Regions from separate parts of the Homo sapiens genome. Here region 1 is linked to region 2. The links are chromatin contacts, found by Hi-C or POLR2A ChIA-PET in ENCODE. All regions are on one chromosome and are shown on one strand. Each heading gives the region's core, a stretch centred on a gene start or an enhancer-like site at or near the end of the contact. The rest is flanking DNA. Distances are from core to core; before and after follow the strand shown.

Region 1 (6,821 bases), core at 2,138-4,637, 6.6 Mb before region 2:
TCCCAAATGACTCCAGAGTCTATAATTTACAGAACTCATTCAAAAGGCAAATGGACATGAGTTTTGCCTTACTTTTTATTATTTGGCTGGGGGAAAAAAAACAAGAACAAATATTCTTGTCCTACTGGGCATTACTCCCCCTATTAATGTTAATAATTCAGAGCTGGTTTCGAAGCTCCTTGGGGGCTTTTACCCGTGACCTGAATATTATTTACTACAACCTGCCTGGCATATACCAAAATTCACCATGGGCAGGTAATTGTAACTATGAAGAAGAAAAGGCCCGGCACGGTGGCTCAGGCCTGTAATCTCAGCACTTTGGGAGGGCGAGGCGGGCGTATCACCTGAGGTCAGGAGTTTGAGACCAGCCTGGCCAACATGGTGAAACTCTGTCTCTACTAAAAATACAAAATTAGCCGGGCATGGTGGCGTATGCCTGTAATCCCAGCTACTCAGGAGGCGGAGACGGGAGAATCGCTTGAACCCGGGAGGCAGAGGTTGCAGTGACCCAAGATCGCACCAGTGCACTCTAGCCTGGGCAATGAGAGCGAACCTCTTTCTCAAAAAAACAAAAAAACAAACAAAAAAAAAAGGAGAAGAAGAAGAAGAAAAGTGAAAATTGTCCATAAATTCTACCACTCCAAGATAAACTGGTAACATTTTGGCATATTTCCTCCCAGTTATTTTGTCTCCATATGTATTTTTTTAATAGCTCATATTATGTGATCTTGGGCCTTCTTTTCCCACTGTACTCTCTTGTTTGGTGGTTTCATTCATTCTGATGGCTTTTATTACATCTCTGAGATGATAATTTAGCACAGATCTATGCTCTGAGCTTCAGATTTTTCTGCCCCTATATCCCAAACTTGCTCCTCTGAAACCATTTTGGTAAATGACTGTTACCATCTGTCCCACTAATACCAGATACTTGGAGTCATCCATAATGATTTTCTTTTTCCGCAATTCTTCCCCACCCCTTTCCCATCTGTCTTAGTCCATTCCTGCTACTATAACAAAATACCATAAACTGGCTGGCTTATAAACAACAGAAATTTATTTCTCACATTTTTGTAGGCTGGGAAGTCCAAGATAAAGACGCCAGCATATTCAGTGTCTGGTGAGGGCCCACCACCACCAGTTTTCTGGTTCATATAAGTGGCACCTCACTGTGTTCTCACATGGTGGACAGGGGCCTCTTTTATAAAAGTGTTAATCCCATTCATGAGGACCCTACCCTTTTGTGACCTAATCTTCTCCCCAAATCCCCGCCTCCTAATGCCATCACCTTGGGTATTAGGATTTCAACATATGAATTTGGGGGAGGACACAAACATTTAGACCATAGCACCATTAAACACGATACCTATCATATTCATCTAACAATTGTTCTTTCCTCCCCGTGTCCACTGCCGCCACCCTGATTCAAGCCACCATCCTCTCTTTCTGGTCTGCTCCCACAGCCCTATTAGTGTCCTTTTTCCCACACTTACCCCCTACAGTCATTTAATGGGCTCAAAGGTCCTGCCAATCTTGGCTCCCTCATTTCATGCCCCTCATATTCTTGTCACCTGGCCCTCTTTCTGTCCCTTGATATATGCCAAGCTCTTCCTCTCTACTTTGTGTTTACTATTCTCTTCTTTTCCTGAAGGTTTTTCCCTCAGCTGTTCCCATAGCTAGTTTCTTTTCTTCCTTCAGCTCTGATCTCCAAAGTCACCTCTTCACATAGACCTTCCCTGATGTTTTAATCAAATTTGTTCTCCCTAATATTGTCCATCAAAGCAACTAGTTTATTTCCTCCCTGGCATTAATCACAACATGCCATTCTTTTGTTAATTGTATTCAATTTCTTTAAGAAAAAAATTAAAAAATTTTTTGGTTTCCCCCCTCAACAAGTAGGATGGGCAGATGAAATATAGAATGCTCAGTTAAATTTGAATTTCCGATAAACAGCGAATTTTTAAAATATGAGATTTGGGACATACTATACTAAAAAAAGTATTCGTTATCTGAAATTTAAACTTAACTGGGCGTCCCTTTTTTTTTTTTTAGACGAAGTCTCGCTCTGTTGCCAGGCTGGAGTGCAGTGGTATGATCTTGGCTCACTGCAACCGCCGCCTCCTGGGTTCAAGCAATTCTCCTGCCTCAGCCTCCCGAGTAGCTGGGACTACAGGCACACGCCGCCACGCCCGGCTAATTTTTTTATTTTTTATTTTTATTTTAGTAGAGACGGGGTTTCACCATGTTGCCCAGGCTGGTCTCAAACCCCTGAGCTCAGGCAATCTGCCCGCCTCGGCCTCCCAAAGTGCTAGGATTACAGGCATGAGCCACCGCGCCCCGGCCGCGTCCCATATTTTTATTTAAAATTTTTTAACAGCTTCGCAGAATAAATTAGCGTCCCGCATTTTCTTTTTTATTTTGAGACGGAGTCTCGCTCTGTCGCCTGCCCAGGCTGGAGTGCGGTGGCGCAGTCTTGGCTCACTGCAACCTCCGCCTCCCGGATTCTCCTGCCTCAGCCTCCCGAGTAGCTGGGACTACAGGCGCGTGCCACCACGCCTGGGTAATTTTTTGTATTTTTAAAAAGAGACGGGGTTTCACCGTGTTAGCCAGGATGGTCTCCATCTCCTGACTTCGTGATCCACCGACCTTGGCCTCCCAAAGTGCTGGGATTACAGGCGTGAGCCACTGCACCCGGCCTGGTATTTTCATTTATTAAATCCGGCATCCTTACCCACAGGCCTGACTCTTGTCTTTTCCCTGGAGTTGTATTTTCCTGGCCTAGCCCAGAGCCCACCATTTACAAGGTGCTCAGTAATTGTTCTATATGAATGTACTATCTGCATGCTGTTTTGTACGTTTTTTACTCATCTGAAATTTACATGTATTTATCAGAAATTCCCACACTCACTAAAAACACTTGTTAAAGACAATTTTTGAAAATATATTATATTGCCAAAACTTCTTTGTTTTCCGTTTCTGCAAAATTGGTATAGTAGGAGTATCTACCCTCATCACATTTTGACAATTAGAAGAGTTAATGGAAAAGTAAAAGTAAAGTTTTGCACCGTGCCCGGCCCACTAGGACGCTCAATAAACTTCAGTTCTTTATTAAAGGAAGCCTGTGCACCATTTTAGCGTAAAGCAAAAAAAGCGCGTTTGTAAAGAACGGGTGGGGGTAGAGAAAACGGTTAGAAAGGTCTGTCGACCCAACACCGAGGGCCCGGGAAAAAGGGAGGAGAGAAGGGTGAATGACAGAGGAGCCAGCCAATGGGGAGACTGGGAACTACTTCCCCCCTCCCTTTGCGTTTCAAATTCTAAGCTCCGTTTCCATCCGGGTCCTTCAGCCTCGTTCCCGGGCAGTATAAAGTTTGCTGTCTCCTTTGTTCGCCCTCGTTGCGCAGTAGTGCTAGCGGCTTCGCGGTTCGGTCCTCGCACCCGGCAGCCGCCACTGGTGCTGAGCTGCTAGGAAGCCCCTATCGCCGAGCTCGTTGGAGCTTGAACCCATTGTCACCCCTCCGGTACGTGTCTCCTTTCCTCAGTCCGTTTTTCGTGACACTCTCCCCGTGTTAGGACTGGGGATTATATCTCCCTGGAGATGGGGGTGGCGGGCGCCATTTTAAGAACCCAAAGGTTCCGACCTATTTAAATAAAGCTGAGGGGGTCGAGGGAAAACAAATGAGGGGGCCCGTTTGGTTGTATGCTTCTCGAGAAAGTTTGGCTGCCATCTGCGGGAGTTGGTAGCGGAGGTCGGGGCTTTGTAGGCTGGAGCGGGGCGAGGAGCGACCGCACCACGGCGATACCTGCATTGGTATGGCGCTGGCGCTAATGATGGGCATGTGGACTTCCATGCGGGCTGCGGGCTTCGTATTCATTGGCGGCCCCGGAGAAGAAGCCCTCTGAATGTTCCCAGCCAATGTTGGTGGTAAAAGTTAGTCCCCTGACCAGTGTCGGTGGTTCTGGGTTGAATCCAAGTGTCGCCATTTTGTCTTTTACACGCGGTTTTTAATGACGAGTTTTAATTAGGTTCCGCTGCAGTCACGGAGTGTCGAGTGTTAGTGTGTGCGTCCGCGTTCCGTTACTTAATAGCAAACGATGTTGACGATTTGTTTTTATCTTTTTGGCCGGATAGTAGAATTTTCGGTAGGGCGGGGGCCGGTGAAGAAGAGGGGCGGCATAACTTGGCTTAAACTTCACATTTCTCCTTGGATTTAGTAGGGAATCCTAATGAGGAAAAGAGGAGTCGTTGGAAGAGGGCTTGGTGTTAAGGTCCTGTGTCTAGCCTGTGACCTTGGGAGTCTTTTAAAACCATCGTTAGGAAGGGTGTGATGAGTAATTGAATCTTTCAAAGGCAAGAGGACTGGAACTAAAAGTTGCTTTTTCAAATGTTAAGCAGCTGTTGCTTAAGAACAGCTAAGGGTGATCAAGGGTAGTGGTAAAAGTTAAGTTGGCCCTTTTAACCAGTTTTATGTAAATTGCAGTGTTACTAAACTACTTAGTTCAAATTGCTTCCTACTGTGGCTGAGGCTTAGCTCGTTATCGTTTTCTTTAGTTATTAAGGAACAATGGTTTTAGTGGAAAATATGAGAAATGTGCGAAAGTAAAAGTGTCCAATAAACTTGAGGAACTTTTTGCAGTGAGGTAATACTATTCCTTTTCAACAGACTCACCGGCCCAAAAAAAAAAAAACATGGTTGAAGCAGATCGCCCAGGAAAGCTCTTCATTGGTGGGCTTAATACGGAAACAAATGAGAAAGCTCTTGAAGCAGTATTTGGCAAATATGGACGAATAGTGGAAGGTGAGTTGTCTGGCAGTACAGGCTGGGCTATTATAATTAAAATATAAGCTATGATGAATTTGATTGCATTGATCGTCTGACATGATAATGTATTTTTGTCCTCTAAGAAGTTCTGAGCTTTCTGTTTACACATTTACTTTGGTTATTTCATTTGACCTAGGGTAACACTTTATTTTTCTGAAAACTACTTTTTAGTACTCTTGATGAAAGACCGTGAAACCAACAAATCAAGAGGATTTGCTTTTGTCACCTTTGAAAGCCCAGCAGACGCTAAGGATGCAGCCAGAGACATGAATGGAAAGGTGAGATTGTCTACACGATGGATGATAACCTGTTACTAGTGCATAAAATAACATGTAGTTGTCCAAGTCTGGTCTAGGACAGCTTTTGAGTTTTCGTTGTTTTTCAGTATATACCTGTCTGGGATCCACTCATCCTGTTTGTGATCCTGTTCCAAAGAGTATTCTGTAATTGCAGAACCAAATCTAGTAGTGAGTTATATCTTATGCTCGTAACATTCTCTCAGTTCAGAATAATTATGGCATTACATGGTACTTTTTTTTTTTTTTTTTTGATAGTCTCCCTCCGTTGCCTAGCCTGGAGTGCAATGGTGCAGTGCCCACTGCAGCCTGTCTCCCGAGTTCTAAGCGATTTTTCTGCCTCAGCCCCCCCCCCCCCCCCCAGTAGCTGGGATTACAGGCATGCGCGACCACGCCCGGCTAACTTTGTATTTTTAGTAGAGACAGGGTTTCACCATGTTGGCCAGGCTGGTCTCAAACTCCTGACTTCAGGTGATCCAGCTGCCTCCGCCTCCCAAAGTACTGGGATTACAGGTGTGAGACACTGCGAGCCACTGCGCCCAGCCAACATGATACATTTTATCTTGAGATCCATAAGCCATATTTTGATAACTTGGCTTTTGGTTTTGGCTACTAGTTTTGATAACAAGCTGATACCTACTTGGCCTTGTTTTAAATTTTACCATACAATAATGCAGTGGGTTCACCTTATGTTTCAATCCAGATCATCAGTATCGGTTTTAAGTATTAAGAATTTTAAGCGGAAAAGCCCCATTTATGTAAACTGACTATATTTGCAGTGTTTTTTCTTAGACTAATGAGCAACACTTACCCATAACTGCATTTTGAAGGACCAGTTAGTGTCTTAGTGCATAGTAGATGTGCAAATTATTTTTAAATCTTGATTTAATTTAATCGTATCTTTTTTTTTAGTCATTAGATGGAAAAGCCATCAAGGTGGAACAAGCCACCAAACCATCATTTGAAAGTGGTAGACGTGGACCGCCTCCACCTCCAAGAAGTAGAGGCCCTCCAAGAGGTCTTAGAGGTGGAAGAGGAGGAAGTGGAGGAACCAGGGGACCTCCCTCACGGGGAGGACACATGGGTAATAACTTGCGTGGACCTCGGGTTTGGTGTATAAGTTAGGGACTGCAAGCTCACACCAAGTGGATGCTTTGGTTAAGTCCTTGAGGAAAGGTGCCAACTTTTGAAATTGACAACACTTGTTCATCTACCAAAGTGATTGCCAATTGAAAGCATGGGAAGCATGTTTTAGATTATGGTGTTAAACCGTGGACAGTGTTACTTCTTGTCCAAGTAGTTCACTCTGTAGGAAAGGCATTTAAAAATTGATAGGCCAGGGTGTTGGACATGAAAATGAAATCATTTTTATTTTTTAAAGTTAGCTGGGCGTGGTGGCAGGTGCCTGTAATCCCAGCTACTACGGAGGCTGAGGCAGAAGAATCACTTGAACTTGGGAGGCAGAGGTTGCAGTGAGTTGAGATCGTGCCACTGTACTCCAGCCTGGGGGAACAGCGAGACTCCCTCTCAAAAAAAAAAAAAAAAAGTTTTTTAAGACTACCTTCAGTTCTTATTTCCCCAGTTTCTATGACTGCAGTGCATGCTCCATCAAGTACAAGTGAAACTAGACTACCCAAATCAATAATGGTTTTTTTTTGGGGGGGGGGGGGTAGAGTTTAGCACTTGTTGCCCAGGCTGAAGTGCAGTG
Region 2 (6,151 bases), core at 1,889-4,388:
CCCAACATTTTGGAAGGTTGAGGCGGGTGGATCACTTGAGGTCAGGAGTTCAAGACCAGCCTGGCCAACATGATGAAGCCCCAACTCTACTAAAAATACAAAAATTAGCTTGGCATGGTTGCAGGACCCTGTAATCTCAGCAACTCAGGAGGCTGAGGCAGGAGAATTGCTTGAACCTGGGAGGTGGAGGTTGCCGTGACTGGAAATCGCCCCACTGCACTCCAGCCTAAGAGCCAGAGCCAGAGGCCATCTGGAAAGGAAGGAAGGAAGGAAGGAAGGAAGGAAGGGAGGGAGGGAGGGAGGGAGGGAGGGAGGGAGGGAGGGAGAAAGAGAGAAAAGAACGAATTGATATGTGCTACAACATGGATGAACCTACTTCAGAAACATTATAGTGAATGAAAGAAGCTAGACATGAAAAACTACATACTGTATGATTACATTTATATGTGATATCCAGAATAGGCAAATCCATAGATAAAAAACGTTAATTAATGATTGGTGAGAGGATACAAATAGGAGGAAATTAGGAGTGGCTACTAATAGGTTTGCAGGTTTTTTGGTGGGAGGTAATGAAAATGTTCTGGAATTAGATAGCAGTGATGGTTGCACAATACTGTAAATATATATAAGAAATCACTCTATTGTACACTTCAAAATGGTAGATTTTTTTCATGTAAATTTGTCTCAATTTTTAAAATTGTCAGAAAAACCTATACAGGAGTAAGCCCTCATTTACTGGAAGTGCTGAAAAATAAAAAAGAACGTACGGCCAGCCAGTCAAGAGAACCAATATAGAGTGGTTTTCTAGAAGCCTGGGGAAGAGTTTTAAGAACAGTTAAAAATCACCCAAACAATTTCCCATGTGTTAATTCCATTCTCACCAGACATCCTTTTAATTATTGTTATTATTTAGTTTCTCAAATTTTCATCTTGATAGAAAATTTGCTGACCAGAGTCTGCAAACAGTCAACTGACCAGAGCCCGCTGGTCTTCTTGGCTGTATTTTTCACGAAAAAAAGAATAAGTTAGATTGAAATTTGGGTGTATAAGTGTTTTCTGGTCATCCTGCTGAGGCAGTTTGACCATTCCTCCTCGTAATTTTAGGTTGGATGTGGACACTCGTGACACTAGATATGACAAGAGAATTTGAGAGAAATTTTATTACCCTGGGGACTAGTGGGGGTAAGTGAGGGAGGGCTGGGTGCTGCAAACAGGTCTGGGCTGGTTTCAGAGGCAGAGGAAGTTGGATGGGCCTTTATAGCATCTAGGAAGTGGGGCTGGTGAAAATGCCGCACAGGCTGTAGATTTGCAAGTTTTAAATTTCTCAACTGCACCAATTTTTGTTGCCAGTTTTAAATTTCCCACCAATGCCAAAGAAGGAGGCAGGCTGGAGAATCACAAGTTTTAAATTTCCCACTACAGCCAAAAGCAGAGTCATGCGGCTGTAGATTTGCTAGTTTTAAATTTCCTGCTGGCATCAAAGGAAAAGGTGCCCGGACTTTCTTATCACCCTGACCGGAAGCAGGGACCAACTATGCATGCTCCAAGATTTTGGGACTTTTCACTGTTTTATTTTGATTATTCTCTGTCTTTTCCTGTAAAGCTTATTTTCAGGGTCAGAAGCAAATAGCTGTATAAATAAGAAAGAAAAAACTAGCTCAAATAAAAAAAATGGTAGGATTCAGTGACAGGATTTACGTGTGTGTTATGTAAGCCACACGATATTTTCAGTCTGGGCAACTCTTAAGAGATGAATTGGGCCAGGCGTGGTGGCTCACGCTTGTAATCCCAGCACTTTGGGAGGCCGAGGCAGGCAGATCACCTGAGGTGGGGAGTTCGAGACCAGCCTGACCAACATGGAGAAACCCCGTCTCTACTAAAAATACAAAATTAGTCGGGTGTGGTGGCGCATGCCTGTAATCCCAGCTACTCGGGAGGCTGAGGCAGGAGAGTCACTTGAACCCGGGAAGCGGAGGTTGCGGTGAGCCAAGATCACGCCATTGGACTCCTGCCTGGGCAACAAGAGCGAAACTCCGTCTCAAAAAAGAAAAAGAGAGATGAACCAGTACTGCTATAAACCTTGTGGAGAAATTTGGGAGAAGAAACTTTTACAGTTCAAAGCACAATGTCTAGAAAATGTTTCTGTAAGCAGTATTTTGGCAAGTGTTTTTCTTGTAAATGTATTTACAAGTTCCAGTGATTCTCCCGCCTCAGCCTCCCAAGTAGCTGGGATTACAGGCATGTGCCACCACACCCTGCTAATTTTGTATTTTTAGTAAAGATGGGGTTTCACTATGTTGGTCAGGCTGACTGGGGTTCAGAGAAGGAGGAGGAGAAAGGCGAGGAGGAAAGGGAAGTGGTCTCAAACTCCTCACCCCAGGTGATCCACCCACCTCAGCCTCCCAAAGTGCTGGAATTAGAAGTGTGAGCCACCGCGGCCAGCCCACGGACGGACGGCTGGTACTTACATGTGCACAAGTGCAGCTACTTTACTTACCGTCGAAGGCAGCGGAGGAAGTGTAATTGACTAGCGTGGATGCAGCTTTTCTAAGCAAACGCTCGATTTAACCTGGAGTTGTCATCCCACAAAATACATTGTACCTGACTACAGAGAAACATGAATTCTGGGTCTTCCTTGTGTGTAAGAGTAAATGTATTTTTCCTTAGCATTTTTTGTACCTACTATAGGCATCCATATGGCAATTAGAAGTAACAGAGAGACAAGCAAAACCATATGTTTAAAACAAAAGGTAAAAATAACTAGTATTTTGAGACGTGTTTCAAGTACAGTATTTCCAGAAAACAATATATTTATATTTTTAACTCGTGTCTTTAGCCCTCACACACAAGGAAGACCCAGAATTCATGTTTCTCTGTAGTCAGGTACAATGTATTTTTTGGGATGACAACTCCAGGTTAAATCGAGCGTTTGCTTAGAAAAGCTGCATCCACGCTAGTCAATTACACTTCCTCCGCTGCCTTCGACGGTAAGTAAAGTAGCTGCACATGTGCACATGTAAGTACCAGCCGTCCGTCCGTGGGCGGTTAAAAGGCCCCGGATGTTCAGGGGGTGGAGTCGGCGTCTACCCATGAGGCAGCGCGTGCAGTTATATACTTCTGCCCCCGGCTGAGACGCCGGTTCCGCGCTGGAAGTCTCCGGGGGAGTCGCTGTTGCTGAGGCTGTCGCCTGAGGTTTTTCGCGCTCCTCCCTTTCCTCCTCCTCTTTCTCCTCCTCCTTATCCGAACCCCAGTCAGACCGATCTGCTCTGCTCTCGGTAAGCGGCCCCCGCCCCCGCCTGTGCCGCGCGGAAGGAGGCAGCAGCTCTCCCGCGCGGCCGAGGCAGCCTTCCCCAGAGGGCGGTTCTGAGGGCGGCTGGCTGAGGGTCTCTATGCCGGTGCGGATCGACGGGGGTGCGGGGGAGGGGACAGGCTTGGCGGCGTGGTAGCTGGTGGGCCACCATCTTGCGCCGGGCCCTGAAGGGGGAGGGTTTTCTGGAGGTAGAGCCTGGCGGCCCGCGGCGGGCAGTGGTTTCGCGGGCCGCGGCAGCTGCGGCAGCCTTCTCACCTCCTGAGTCCTGTCGGTCTGTTTCCAACCCGGTTTGGGCTTTTCATTCTGGAGGCAACTCCCTTTCGTCTTTTGTACGGTTGATACTGATGTTTGACGGAGACCCGCCCACCCTCAAGTCTCTTCAATCAAACGAAAAGAGACTTGAGGGGATTCCGAACTTTCAGGCATCAGAGACCCTGTGACCCCTTCTTTCTGCGCAGGTTCCCCCCACACAGGACCGGTCATTCCATGCCCACAACCTTGTTCTGGCCAAAGGGACTTCCCTTCTCTGTCACAGAAATCGTGCTCTATTCCGTTATTGTCTAGAGGATAAGAGCCCTGAGGAGAAACGTGGAGTTAAATACACTATATTCTAACTAGGAGGTTTGCAGGTTTTACTTAAAGAGATGGAAAAAATTATGCTGAGGTATACTCCTGCTCTAGAGATGGAGGGAGTTCCTTTCAACTTCTCTCAGGTTTTAATGCTTTTTTAAGGAGAAATTCGAGAGGAAATTGTCAAGTGAACCAGCTTCTGCAAGCACGGGAGACCTTCATCCAGGGGATTCTCTTTGTTTGGAAAGATTTGTTAGTTTTGTGGAGTTTTTTAAATCTGCGACCTTAAATTTTTTTTACTATTGTTTTCAGGTTTGGACTATGAGTTGTAATGTCTTTTAGTGCCCCTAAACATAAAATAGAAACCTAGAAGTAGAGTTTTAAACTGCAAAAGTCTCCTCTTAGTATTTGTGAGGTGTCCTGGTTTGGGGGTTACTGTGCAAACTTAATCTCCTTACGCAGAAACTTCACTGAGCCTACAAAGGCACTGATTTGCTTGTAAAATTAGGGCTGTGTACCTTTGATGTTTCTACAGCAGTACAGATTCCATTATAATCGTATCTTGCATTTGTATATTTCATTGGTAGCACCCCTTTTGAGATGGGCTGTAGGGTGTCGTTAGAACTGTTTGAAGATGAGGAAACAGCCTCAAGGACAGAACTTTACCGAGGTCATGTGCCTAGGAAGTGATGGAACCAATTCTTAAACCTAGGCTTTCTGACCCTCATCCAATGTTCAATTTGGTATATTATGTCTCACTTTTTGTGAGAGTGAGGTGGTCACGGAGAATAAGCAAGGAGGCTCACTTAAAAGTTTTAAGAAGTATTATTCAATTCCTTTTTCCTTTATATTTTTATTTTTAAGGCTTCATTTTTTTTCGACTTTTTCATACTTTAATATTATTTCTAAGCATGTTGAAGAGTTGAAGAATATCCTATTGAAAAAGTTCTTAGGTTGAATAACTCCAAATCTCAGCTACTTGGTTTTCAGTGAGTTTGTCTTAAGTAGTGATTCAAAAAGATTTGATTTCCTCAGTAATTTTTTTTTTTTTTTTTTGAGACGGAGTCTCGCAATGTCGCCCGGGCTGGAGTGCAGTGGCGCGATCTCAGCTCACTGCAACCTCTGCCTCCCGGGTTCAACCGATTCTGCTACCTCAGCCTCCTAAGCAGCTGGGGTTACAGGCCCTTGCCACCACGCCCGGCTAATTTTTGTAATTTTAGTAGAGATGGGGTTTCACTATGTTGGCCAGGCTGGTCTGGAACGCCTGACCTCGTGATCCACCCACCTCGGCCTCCCAAAGTGCTGGGATTACAGGAGTGAGCCTCCATGCCCAGCCTTCCTCAGTAATTTGAATCAAATATATACGTCTAGACTTTTTTTCCCAGTGCTCTGTACATTCAGAGAAACATCACTAGTAATGAACTGTAGAAATGACTCCTGAAAGTAGAGTATTCGTCTAGACTTTATTCATTTGCTGCAAAGTAGTTTTCTTTTAAGGAGTTTTTTTTTTCATTTTTTTGTTTCCTTTTTAACTTTTTATTGGCAAATGATAATTGTGCGTATTTATGGGGTACAATGTGATGTTTTGATATGTATACATTATTGAAAGAGGCTAACATAGCCATCACCTTACCAATTTATCATTTTGTTATGAGAATGTTAGAAATTATTTTAGCAATTTTGAAATATACAATACATTATTAGTATTAGCTGTGGTCACCTTGTAGTGCAATAGATAACTAAAACTTATTCCTCCCATCTAATTAAACTTCGTACTCTTGGATCAACATCTTTTCCCCATCTGTCCCACCCCTGAACTCCCAAGTCTCTGGTAACCATCTTTCTACTCTCTGTTTCTATGAGATAAAGTTGTTTAGATTCCACATGTGAGATCATACAGCATTTTTCCCCAGAGAATAAGAGAATCCAGCTGCTTTTTATTAAGATAAATATTAAAGACATTTGCAAAAATGTAAATCAATATTACTTTTCTCATTAAATTTGTTTTTTAAAAGTTATTCTCATTAAAAGTATTTTTATTAACTTGTAATGGGCTTATAAATATTTTAAATAAAAACATTTGAAATCTGTCTCAGTTTCAATTTCTAATATGGGAAATATCAACACATATTGTCCATATAAACATAAAGCTCATTGGGGTTCTCATTAAGTTTTAAGTGAAAAGAAATCCTGGGATAAAAGAGTTTGAGAACTACTGATGTGATGCAGTTTATTTATGATATGATTTTAATTGAGCTCTTCATGTGAACT

What was found. A loop is a pair of places that touch in the nucleus more often than their neighbours do. ChIA-PET counts read pairs that join two places held with the same protein, here RNA polymerase II (POLR2A). Pooled maps may share reads with other maps.
Region 1: a pooled map shows a loop between it and region 2 (17-fold over the local background). The contact joins the promoter of RBMX here to the promoter of ZNF280C in region 2. A Hi-C loop is called at or near these places in 5 of 50 pooled maps. POLR2A ChIA-PET finds 5 or more read pairs at or near these places in 3 of 52 experiments (CD4-positive, alpha-beta T cell, WTC11 and activated CD4-positive, alpha-beta T cell).

What each region holds. Positions count from the first base shown.
Region 1 is chrX:136,877,291-136,884,111 of GRCh38, reverse strand. RBMX (RNA binding motif protein X-linked) reads left to right here and starts at 3,387. Exons shown (of 9, transcript NM_002139.4): 1 at 3,387-3,515; 2 at 4,659-4,793; 3 at 4,989-5,095; 4 at 6,026-6,197. The coding sequence starts at 4,685. SNORD61 (small nucleolar RNA, C/D box 61) reads left to right here and starts at 4,841; the gene lies at 4,841-4,913. RefSeq lists enhancers at 3,264-3,862, 3,532-3,991, 4,002-4,061, 3,863-4,462.
Region 2 is chrX:130,265,886-130,272,036 of GRCh38, reverse strand. ZNF280C (zinc finger protein 280C) reads left to right here and starts at 3,138. Exons shown (of 19, transcript NM_017666.5): 1 at 3,138-3,275. RefSeq lists a silencer at 3,358-3,437.